2 separate regions of the Homo sapiens genome follow, and region 2 is linked to region 1. A link is a loop called in an ENCODE intact Hi-C map of the cell type or tissue named here. Cell type or tissue: heart left ventricle. All regions are shown on one strand. Each heading gives the region's core, and the rest is flanking DNA. Links, peaks and the distances in the headings are about the cores only. Region 1 overlaps SPECC1 (sperm antigen with calponin homology and coiled-coil domains 1). Region 2 has its middle 16 kb from the start of AKAP10.

Region 1 (5,371 bases), core at 209-5,208:
GGAGCTCCAGGAGCCAGGGCACAGAGGAGCGAGACCACACCTGAGAGGCAGGGGACAGGGTTGGGCCCTGAGGGCATCGCTGGCCATTTCAAGGACTCTGCTTTTCACTCTGAGTGAATGGGGAGAGCCACTAGAGGGTTGACGCAGAGAAGTGACATGACTCAGGTGTTCCAAGGACCAGGACTAGGGCACAGAAGGGTGGGGGCATGACCCAACTGGTCACAAGGGAGGCAGTGGGAATTGGTTGGAGTTGACACATATTTTTAAGGTAGAAGTGATGGCATTTCACTGATGGACTGTGAGACATGAGAAAAGGAGGGTTTAAGGGTGATGCCACTGGCTGTGGCCTGAGCAACCAAGAAGATGGAGTTGCTATTTACACAAATGGGAAGATTTGGGGGAGCAGGTTAGGGGATGGTGAGAGAGATGGAGAGGAAGGCATTGAGATTCGGTTTTGGACATGTTACACTTTTGGACATCCAAGGGTGATGTCACAAAGGCAGTTAGAGGGGTCCCAGCTGGAGATGCAAATTTGGACGTTATCCACTTAGAGTGTTAAAAGCCATGAGAATGGACCCGTCACCTAGAACAATGGTTCTCAATGGGGACAGGGCTGTCCCTCAGGGGATGTGTTGAAAATCTGAGGGCACATTTTTGGTTGTCACCATGACTGGATGTGTTACTAATATTTAACGGGTAGGAGGACAGGAAATTCAGATGTCCTAAAATGCTCATGACAATCTTACACAAAGAACTGCTCCACGACCCACACACTTTCCACATATTCCGCAGGCACTGACACAGGTGGAACACCTTTTATTATTATCTGAGCCTAGAGCCTCCCTCCATTTGACTCATAAAAACAATGTGCCCCTTGCCTAGCTCTAAGAGTGTCTTCACCAAGAGTGTCTGCTCTAAGTCCAAAAATACTAAAACAAAGGGAGCCGGCACCATGCTTGGTTCAGAACTTCACCAAGAGTGTCTGCTATTTCAAAACAATCCCGTCACTCCTTCTGCAGCAGCCTTCACCGTAGTTGAGTCATCAACACAATTCAAATCAGTCTGCATCTCAAATCCATCTGCATTGTAGCTGTCACGCCCGTGGTGCTTTAAGGAGCATCTCAAGGCCTTTAGCACAGCTGTGCAGATGGAAATCCATGCTAATATAGAAGATCATATTGACTTTTCTAAAGTATTGCATGAGGTAGGTGCTACTGTCTATGAATTCATCTCAGGGCAGCTAAGGAGGCACTAGGCTTTGCACGGTGAGAGCCTCTCATGTAAAGAAATGAATGCAGCTAGAAAAGAGATGAGTCTAGGAATGTGGCATGGGCCCACCCAACCTTAGAGACCAAAGGGATGGGGGGAGGAGAAAACCAGAGGAGAACGCACTCCCTCATGAAGGGCGTAATCAACAGCGTCCATGCTGCTGCGGGGTCCAGTAAGAGGGGCTTGAAGAACTACAACTGGATTGTGGGGGGCTGCAAAGATCGTGCATGACCTCGACCCCTATCCAGGGCCGTGCTTGGGGCAAAACTGCCGGGATGTCCATGCAACCCAGGGCAGAGGACCTTAATTACTGTGTTAAACACTTTGCAGACCTCCTTTCTGGACCCCAGAGGGCCCCCACTCCCACCCGCTAGCTCTATTCCTTCATGTCCAGGCATGCTGGTCCTCCTGCGACCCCTCCTTGGGAGCCTCCTTCCCTGCCCCGAGAGGCCACTGGTTTGCTTACTGCCCTCTTCAATCCTCCCAACCCAGGGTATCCAGGCGCTCTGCCTGGCCCTGTGCATTTTGATCCATACCCTGCTGAGTCGGGACTCAAAAGCCAAGGAAGTTGAAGACTTAGAACTCTTCATGCCGGAAGAGGCTGCAGGCAGAGGCCGCACCCGGTCTGGGCCGTGGCCCCCTGCTCTGATGGCTGGGTTCCAGGGCTTGGCTGCACTCCGCATGCTTGACTTCGTGGGTCTGTCCTGCAAAAGAGCAGAAAAGAAAAACATGTCTCCATCACTTGAACCTGCTGCATGACATCATCACACTTTACACCCCACATACCACGTCACCATGAACTATCACAGAGTAGGAGCACCTATGATTTGGCTGGAAATAGAATATTCCTAAGATGGGTTTATAGGCTTTATACTAGGCTAATTTTTACAACTCCATAACAGCTTTTACCAAACTACTGAAACATATCCACATTACTGATGTCCTGACATCACTTTTCAGCAGAATGACCTGAGACAGCATTCCACCAAATACCCATACACTATGTATCTGTATCTCACACCCAGATAAAACAGGTCAGCCAGAGTCAACCAATAAAATGCCCATAAGCTTTGTGGCTTTAGGGTTGACAAAGGAACAATATACTTATTTTTAAAATAAACATAAATGAATTACTTGAAAGAATTCACAGAAGCACAAAATGACTTTTTTCTTCTTTTGGATAAAAATGGGTATCATAAAAAATTAATGAAGCATATTTTAATTGGTCAGACCCAACACTGTTGGGCAGAGTGACTGCCCTAACTACAATATTTTATGAAAGGAAAATTGTTCAAACCAGCAAGATACAGCTGAAGACATCAGGGGAAAATCCACACAGAGATGTGGAAGGCAGCCCGAGACTGGCCAGCAGGGACCGGCACTGTGATTCCTGAGCAAGGAGCGGCCTGGTCCATCCCTCACCCTCTCAGAGCCTCTGTTTCTTCTGTCAATAACATAACAGGACTGGATTAAATGCCCTCTCGGTTCTCTTCCAGCCCCAACCCTGACTCCGCCTGTCCCCATGGACTCAGGGTGTGACACAGGGCACCAAACCCATGATGTTCTGTCCTTTCAAAGAACATCAGAAATGCACTTTACAAAACACCCACAAGTGACAACCAATTCTAACTGCCACTCTCACAGTGCACAGGGTGGGGGCAGGGTGGGTCTCACTAACTGCCCCCGGGGGATGGCGGCCAGTGCTAGCGTCCCTGGCTGCCTCTCCCCTCACAGCCCGTTAGCCAGCCACGAGAAGAACCACAGGCAGCATCCTGCTCAGTCTGCGACCTTGTTTCTCCTGACAATGTCTCTCTAGTTCCCGACCATCTAGTTCCCGACCCTATTGAAACAGTGACCAGCTGGTGGCGTGTGTCCAGGCATGCATCTGACTGAGCTCACGCTGCAGAGCTGATGGCAGCGGCTCTGTGAATGCTGCTACCAGTGGAAACACTCCTTTAAAGGCGGCGTAATTTGTTTTCCACAGTGTTTCCAAGGAAAACTATTAATGATTCAGTTACATAATTAGTTCAGAACCTTATGAGTCTCAGCTTTGTTCCAAGTATGATGATTTTTTTAAAATTCTGGATTACAGAAAGCAAGTTAATTATCATGTATTTTACAGATGTTCAGCACCGATTATTTTTCTTCTTCAACCCACGATTTTTATTGCTTGTTTCCACAGCAACAATGAAAGAATGCATAGGTTGAGACCTATACAGTAACTAATTTCATGAGGACCTCCTCCCAATATAAAATGAATGAACAGAGCCGGAGTGACTCTTGAAGAGAATTACTGATGAATTTCACCAATTACTGCAGAATCAACCAGCAACCTGTCAGTCTGACTGACTCATGGAGATGACTTAATAAAGTATCTGTTTAATCAAGACACCCTTTTATGTTATGATTAGAATTACTTAGAAATGACTATTACAGTCCAGGCACAGTGGCTCATGCCTGTAATTCCAATATTTTGGGAGGCCAAAGTGGGAGGATCACTTGAGTCTAGGAGTTTGAGACCAGCCTGGGCAACATAGCAAGACTCTGTCTCTACAAAAAATACAAAAATTAGCCAGGCATGGTGGTGCACACCTGTAGTCCCAGCTACTTGGGACAGTGACAGAGTGAAAACCTCTCTCTAAATAAAAAAAAAAAATAAAGGACTGGATATTACAGGGCTTACTTTATGAAAACATAGGATGATTTTGCAATCTGTCTACATTTTCCAAAATCTGCCCAGGTTACCCCTGAAATGAAATGCCTTTTATTTATTGCCCACCACCACACCACCACAAAAGAGAAAAATATAGAGATGAAAAACAGCAGGAAGAGGGTGGATGTTTTCCCTGTCAACCTTTTCCCCAACATTTCAGGAGTCTAAGTCCTTGGTTAAAGAAAAGAAGGAAAAGCCACCTCAGTCAAAATTAAAAGATCTAAACTTCTCTCTTAATCTCTGGCAACAAATGCGTCGATCCTGTGGATGGTGCCCCTGACGAACACGCAGCCTCCTTTCCAGGGTTGGCAGGTGGCCCGCTCTGAGGCAGCACTGTCCAGGCCCATGTTTGTTGCATCAGGGTCCCTTTCTCTTGGACCCTCTGAATTCAACCCAACTACTCCCACATGACTGCACCCAGAAAATGCTCCTCATCCATCCCCCTCCTGCTGCCCACACTCCCTTTCCTGAGCATCTTCGGCTTCATTCCCATCATTGTTTTCCTGGGCAAGGCCTTCCATTTTGTACCCACCCATCAGCCATACACTGCTCCTCAAATCCCATCTTCTTCTCAAATTTAAAATATACAATATAGGCTGGGAGTGGCTCACACCTGTAATCCCAGCACTTTAGGAGGCCAAGGTGGATGGACTGCCTGTGCTCAGGAGTTCGAGACCAGCCTGGGCAACATGGTGAGACCCTGTCTCACTAAAAATACAAAAAATTAGGGGGACGTGGTGACACACACCTGTAGCCCCAGCTACTTGGGGAGATGAGGCATGAAAATCACTTGAACCCGGGAGGCAGAGGTTGTAGTGAACCAAGATTGAGCTACTGCACTCCAGCCTGGGTGACAGAGGGAGACTCCATCTCCAAAAAAAAAAAAAACAAAAAACAAAAACAAAAACAAAAACAAAAAACCCACAATATGGTGCCCTCCGTCCACTTGCAGGAAGGACTCCTACTAGAAGGGGAGCAGGTGCACCCCTAGGCCCACTCCAAGTTTCTTCAGGTTTCCTCCCAATCCACTTCCCACCACTTCTACATCCCTCCCGTCATCTCAGCCCCTCAGCCTGGCTCTCTGAAGCCAGTTCATTTACATAAATGCTGTCATGAGCTGAGAGCAGCTATCCTATTTCATTCTGAGCCTGGCAAAGCACTGCTAAATGCTCTATGTAAATAGCTCAGTAACCCTACGAGGTAAGGGTCACCTCCTGCTATGATCTGAATGTTCTCCCAGAATGTACATGTTGGAACCTAACCCCCATTGTGGTATTAGGAGGTAGGGCATCTGGGAGGCAGAGCCCTCATCAATGTAATTAGTGCCTGAGGGAGCTTGTTTGCCCCTTCCACCAAGTGAGGGCACTGCAAGAGGACTCCATCTATGAA
Region 2 (5,371 bases), core at 267-5,266, 100 kb after region 1:
GTCCCCACCAACAAGAAGGCTCTCACCAGATACAGCTCCTCAACCTTGTACTTCTCAGCCTCTGTAACTGTAAGAAATAAATGCCTTTTCTTTATGAATTACCCAGTTTCAGATATTCTGTTATAAACAATAGAAAACGAACTAAGGCAAACTCTCATGATTCTACTGCCATGCCATTCCAATAAACTCCCTTTATGCTTAAGAGAGCCAGAGTTGGCCAGGCGTGGTGACTCACGCCTGTAATTCCAGCACTTTGGGAGGCCGAGGCAGGTGGATCACAAGGTCAGGAGATCGAGACCATCCTGGCTAACACGGTGAAACCCCGTCTCTACTAAAAATACAAAAAAATTAGCTGGGCGTGGTAGTGGGTGCCTGTAGTCCCAGCTACTCGGGAGGCTGAAGCAGGAGGAGAATGGCGTGGACCCAGGAGGCGGAGCTTGCAGTGAGTCGAGATCGTGCCACTGCACTCCAGCCTGGGTGACAGAATGAGACTCCGTCTCAAAAAAAAAGAGAGCCAGAGTTTATTTCTGTTGCTTGCAACCAAGAAATCTGGCTGGTGCACTGAAGTTTCCATAAATAATAGCAATTTAAAGACTCTTTCCAAGCCAGGCAATGCCTAGCCTTGTGTAGTCCTTGTGGTAATACATTCATTCATTCATTTGTTCAACCAACTGTGCTCCAGAGACTAAGAATACAAAAATGGGGGCCGGGTGTGGTGGCTCACACCTATAATCCTAGCACTTTGGGAGGCCGAGGCAGGTAGATCACCTGAGGTCAGGAGTTCGAGACCAACCTGGCCAAAATGGTGAAACCCCTACTCTACTAAAAATACAAAAAATTAGCTGGGGGTGGTGGCGGACACCTGTAATCCCAGCTACTCGTGAGACTGAGGCAGGAGAATCACTTGAACCCGGGAGGCAGAGGTTGCAGTGAGCCGAGATCGCACCACTGCACTCCAGCCTGGGCAACAAGAGCGAAACTCCACCTCGAAAAAAAAAAAAAAAAAAAAAGAGGGCCGGGGCTGGGCGCAGTGGCTCACGCCTGTAATCCCAGCACTCTGGGAGGCCAAGGCAGGAGAATTACGAGGTCAGCAGATCGAGACCAGCCTGACCAACATGGTGAAACCCCATCTCTACTAAAAATACAAAAATTATCCGGGCGTGGTGGCGCACACCTCTAGTCCCAGCTACTTGGGAGGCTGAGGCAGGAGAATCGCTTGAACCCGGGAGGCAGAGGTTGCAGTGAGCCGAAATCATGCCACTGCACTCCAGCCTGGGTGACAGAGTGAGACTCCGTCTCAAAAAAAAAATAAAAAAAAAAAAAGAATTCAAAAATTGTAGAGTTATAGTGTGCTTCTAGTTTAGTTGAGAGGACATCTGTCCTTCAAGGAAGGCTAGAATCTATACCCTGAGTCCTTACTGAAATCAATCCAGCAGTCAAAACATGGGACCAACGATCACAGCAGTAAGATAGGAAGAGCACCTTTGTACATTTAGCTCATGTTGAGATAAGCCACTGACAGAGCTGAAGGAAGCTCACAGTTCTGGGTTCCATCCTTTGGCATTTAAAAAGAAAAGTGCTAAGAAAATTCGGTTGGTCACGGTGGCTCACGCCTGTAATCCCAACACTTTGAGAGGCCAAGGCAGGCAGATCACGAGGTCAGGAGTTCGAAACCAGCCTGGCCAACATGGTGAAACCCCGTCTCTACTAAAAACAGAAAAATTAGCCGGGCATGGTGGCGCATGCCTATAATCCCAGCTACTCAGGAGGCTGAGGCAGGAGAATTGCTTGAACCCGGGAGGGGGAGGTTGCAGCGAGTGAGAGCAGGCCACTGCACTCCAGCCTGGGAGACAGAGCAAGACTCTGTCTCAAAAAAAAAAAAGAAAAAAAGAAAGAAAGGAAAAAAAGAAAGAAAAAAAAAGAAAAAAGAAAATTCAGGCCAGGCCAGGCCTGGTGGCTCACACCTGTAATCCCAACACTTTGGGAGGCTGAAGCGAGACGGTGCCTTAGCCCAGGAGTTTGAGACCAGCCTGAGCAACATAGCGAGACCCTGTCTCTATAAAAAAAAATTTTTTTTTGGCCAGACGCAGTGGCTCACGCCTGTAATCCCAGCACTTTGGGAGGCCGAGGCAGGTGGATCACGAGGTCAGGAGATGGAGACCATCCTGGCTAACACGGTGAAACCCCATCTCTACTAAAAAATACAAAAAATTAACCGGGCGTGGTGGCGGGCGCCTGTAGTCCCAGCTACTCGGGAGGCTGAGGCAGGAGAATGGCGTGAACCCGGGAGGCGGAGCTTGCAGTGAGCCGAGATTGCGCCACTGCACTCCAGACTGGGAGAGAGTGAGACTCCGTCTCAAAAAAAAAAAAAAAAAAAAAAAATTAATTGTCAGGTGTGCTGGCATGCAGCTGTAGTCCTAGCTACTCGGGAGGCTGAGGTAAGAAGATCGCTTGAGCCCAGGAGTTCAAGGCTGCAGTAATAGTGCCTCTCACTCTACCCTGGGTGACAATGAGACCCTCTCTCAAAAAGAAAGAAAAAAGGGAAAGAAGAAAAGAAAGAAAGAAAGAGAAGAAAGGAAGGAAGAAAGAAAGAAAAAGAAAAGGAAGGAAGGAAGAAGAAAAAAAAAGAAAGAAAGAAAAGAGAGAGAAGTTCAAAGACCAAAGGGTCAGGATCCCAAAATAGTTTTTATGTTTTATTTATTTATTTACTTATTTATTTTTGAGACAGTATGGCTCTGTCGCCCAGGCTGGAGTGCAGTGATGCGATTGCGGCTCACTGCAGCCTCCAAACTGGGCTCAGGTGGCCCTCCCACCTCAGCCTCCCGAGTAGCTGGGACCACAGGCGCGTGCCACCATGCCCAGCTAATTTTTTAATTCTTTGTAGAGATGAGGTCTCTATATGCTGCCCAGGCTGGTCTCGAGCTCCTGGGCTTAAGCCATCCACCCGCCTGGGCCTCCCAAAGTGCTGGGATTACAGAAGTGAGCCACCGCGCCTAATCGGGTGGTTTGTTTGTTTATTGACGGGGTCTCGCTGCTGCCCAGGCTGGAGTGCCAGTGGCTGTTCACAGGTGCAGTCCTGGAGCATTGCATCAGCTCTTGGGCTCTAGCGATCCTCCAGAGTAGCTGCAGCTGGGATTCCAGGCGCGCCACCGCGCGGGGCTCAGAATGGGTTTTTATATTGAGGGTTATGCTGCCACCTAGAGGATATATGTAGTACCGAACTGTGTGCGCAGGGAGGCTGAGGTTGCAGTGAGCCAAGATGATGCCAGGGCACTCCAGCGTGGGTGACAGAGCAAGATTTCATCTCAAAAAAAAAAAAAAAAAAAAAAAAAAAAGAATTGAAAGTAAGGTCTTGAAGAGATATTTGTGCCTGTATGGTCATAGCAGTATTAACTTTGACCCACTAGCTAAAACACAAAAGCAACATGTGTCTGTCAGCAGGTGAACGGATAAACAAAATGTGGTATATATGTACAATTGAATATTATTCAGCCTTTAAAAAGGAATAAAAGGCTGGATGCGGGGGCTCACGCCTGTAATCCTAACACTTTGGGAGACTGAGGTGGGTGGATCACCCGAGGTTAGGAGTTTGAGAACAGCCTGGCCAACATGGTGAAACTTCATCTCTACTAAAAATACTAAAATTAGCCGGGCATGGTGGCACTTGTCTGTAATCCAAGCTACTGGGGAGGCTAAGGCAGGAGAATTGCTTGAACTCAGGAGCCGGAGGTTGCAGTGAGCTAAGATGGCACCACTGCACTCCAGCCTGGGCAACAGAGTGAGACTCCATCTCAAAACAAACAAACAAAAAATTATTATTTCCAAAGAAACAAGACCCTGGGTCCATTTCCCAGCCCACACCTGATGTTGACTCACAACACACAGCCTGGTTTGCTATGAGCCTGCTTCATTTAATTGTCACCTTAACTTCACATCACCCTCAAGTCCTGGAATAACTCTTTGCTGACCTTTGTGTGCTGAGCCATCTCCATGTCGCTCAACGTGCAGTCCCTCTCACTGCACTGAGTCAATAGCCAGACGTGGTCTGACTGCAGGGTCATCCTTGGTGGCTTAGGCTGACTCGGGCATAGCAGGGTGCTCTGAGACCTCACCGCATATAGGCTTTGCCCCCAATAAACTCTATATAATATTCATATTATGTGGTCTGGGTGTGTGTAGCTTTGCACTGTCTTCTCGTGACAGTGCCCTCAACCTCTTTCCCAGGATTTCCTCCTCTACCTCCTCAAGTCCCACTGCTCTGCAAAGACCAAAAGCTGCAGAGTCCCAGCTCCCTCCTTTACACCCCACGACGCAGCCTCCTCTCTCAGAACCCTTTAAACAGAGTCTTTTACTGCAGATCCCAAGAACAGCCACACCCCTCTCTCCCACCCACTCCAGACACACCCAGGTAATTATAGCACCCAGGGTAACTATGTAGATGGAGTCCCTGGAACATGTGGATAGTGCCCCCTGGGAGTATGCAAAAGCAACATTGCTGGCACCTGCAGAGAACAGGGTGACATCCAGGAATCAGAGCATGGGCCTCTGGGAGGTAGGGATGTGGCCAGGCAGGCTGCCAAAAATTGGTAGAGCAAGGCCACAGGATCTTTCTGACCTTCCTTCCAAACAGAGGCTCCTGTACTGGTGATCCCTGTGTTGATTGACCACTCCCTTCCTGGGGGTCGTGGTCTCTGTCCCAGTTGCCCGGACTTCTGTGAGTGTCCTACTGAGGTCCTTTTCATGAGAAGCATGCTGTCCTTCCACCTGCTGGGAGCAAGAGTGACAACTTCAATACTATAATAGCAGTGGCATACAGAGAAGAAGAAAGATGAAGTGGCAAGAAAAACAGGCTTCCAAGCAGGAGTTTTTCTATAAAAACAAAAACGTTTACAAGCAAACTTTTTATAAAGGGCTAGATAGTAAATATTTTAGGCTTTGAGAGCCACATAGACTTGTTTGCAGGGACTCAATGTCGCTATTGTAGTTTGAAAGCAGCCATCAGGGTTATGTAAATGAGTGAGTCTGATTTTGTTTCAGCAAAATTTTATTTACCAAAACAGACAATGAGTGGGCTGGATTTGGCCCATGATCCTTAGTTTGCCAACTCCTGCTTTGGGCTCACCCAGATCTGATTTTGAATTCTGGCTCTGCTACTGGTTAGCTGCAGGAGCTTGGAAGGCTCTCTGAGCCTGTTTCCTCATCTGTAAAATTAAAGCAATAATTTCTAACACTCAAGAGTGTTACCTCACGCCTGTAATCCCAGCACTTTGGAGGCTGAGGCAGGCGGATCACCTGAGGTCAGAAGTTCAAGACCAGCGTGGCCAACGTGGCAAAACCCTGTCTCTACTAAAAAATACAAAAAGTAGCCGGG

The links. Hi-C counts contacts between places; a loop is a spot of excess contacts. Peaks named below come from ENCODE experiments on the same cell type or tissue, not always from the same donor. Only the 100,000 strongest peaks of a DNase experiment are listed, where the experiment ranks them.
Region 2: a loop joins it to region 1, with 4 times the contacts of the local background. A loop is called at or near these places in 45 of 110 quality-filtered maps.

The regions. Positions count from the first base shown.
Region 1 is chr17:20,093,233-20,098,603 of GRCh38, reverse strand. It overlaps SPECC1 (sperm antigen with calponin homology and coiled-coil domains 1), which reads right to left. Exons shown (of 15, transcript NM_001243439.2): 2 at 1,806-1,973. The coding sequence starts at 1,952. Among named protein-coding and RNA genes, the nearest start is that of SPECC1, 87 kb to the right of the region's middle. In heart left ventricle, for the core only: a CTCF peak has its summit at 3,129; DNase peaks (open chromatin) are centred at 1,913 and 3,133; H3K4me3 peaks cover 857 bases; H3K27ac peaks cover 3,504 bases.
Region 2 is chr17:19,990,761-19,996,131 of GRCh38, reverse strand. No RefSeq gene overlaps it. Among named protein-coding and RNA genes, the nearest start is that of AKAP10, 16 kb to the right of the region's middle. RefSeq lists enhancers at 413-912, 913-1,414, 2,886-3,419. In heart left ventricle, for the core only: a CTCF peak has its summit at 3,193 (motif pointing left); a DNase peak (open chromatin) is centred at 3,151; H3K4me3 peaks cover 329 bases.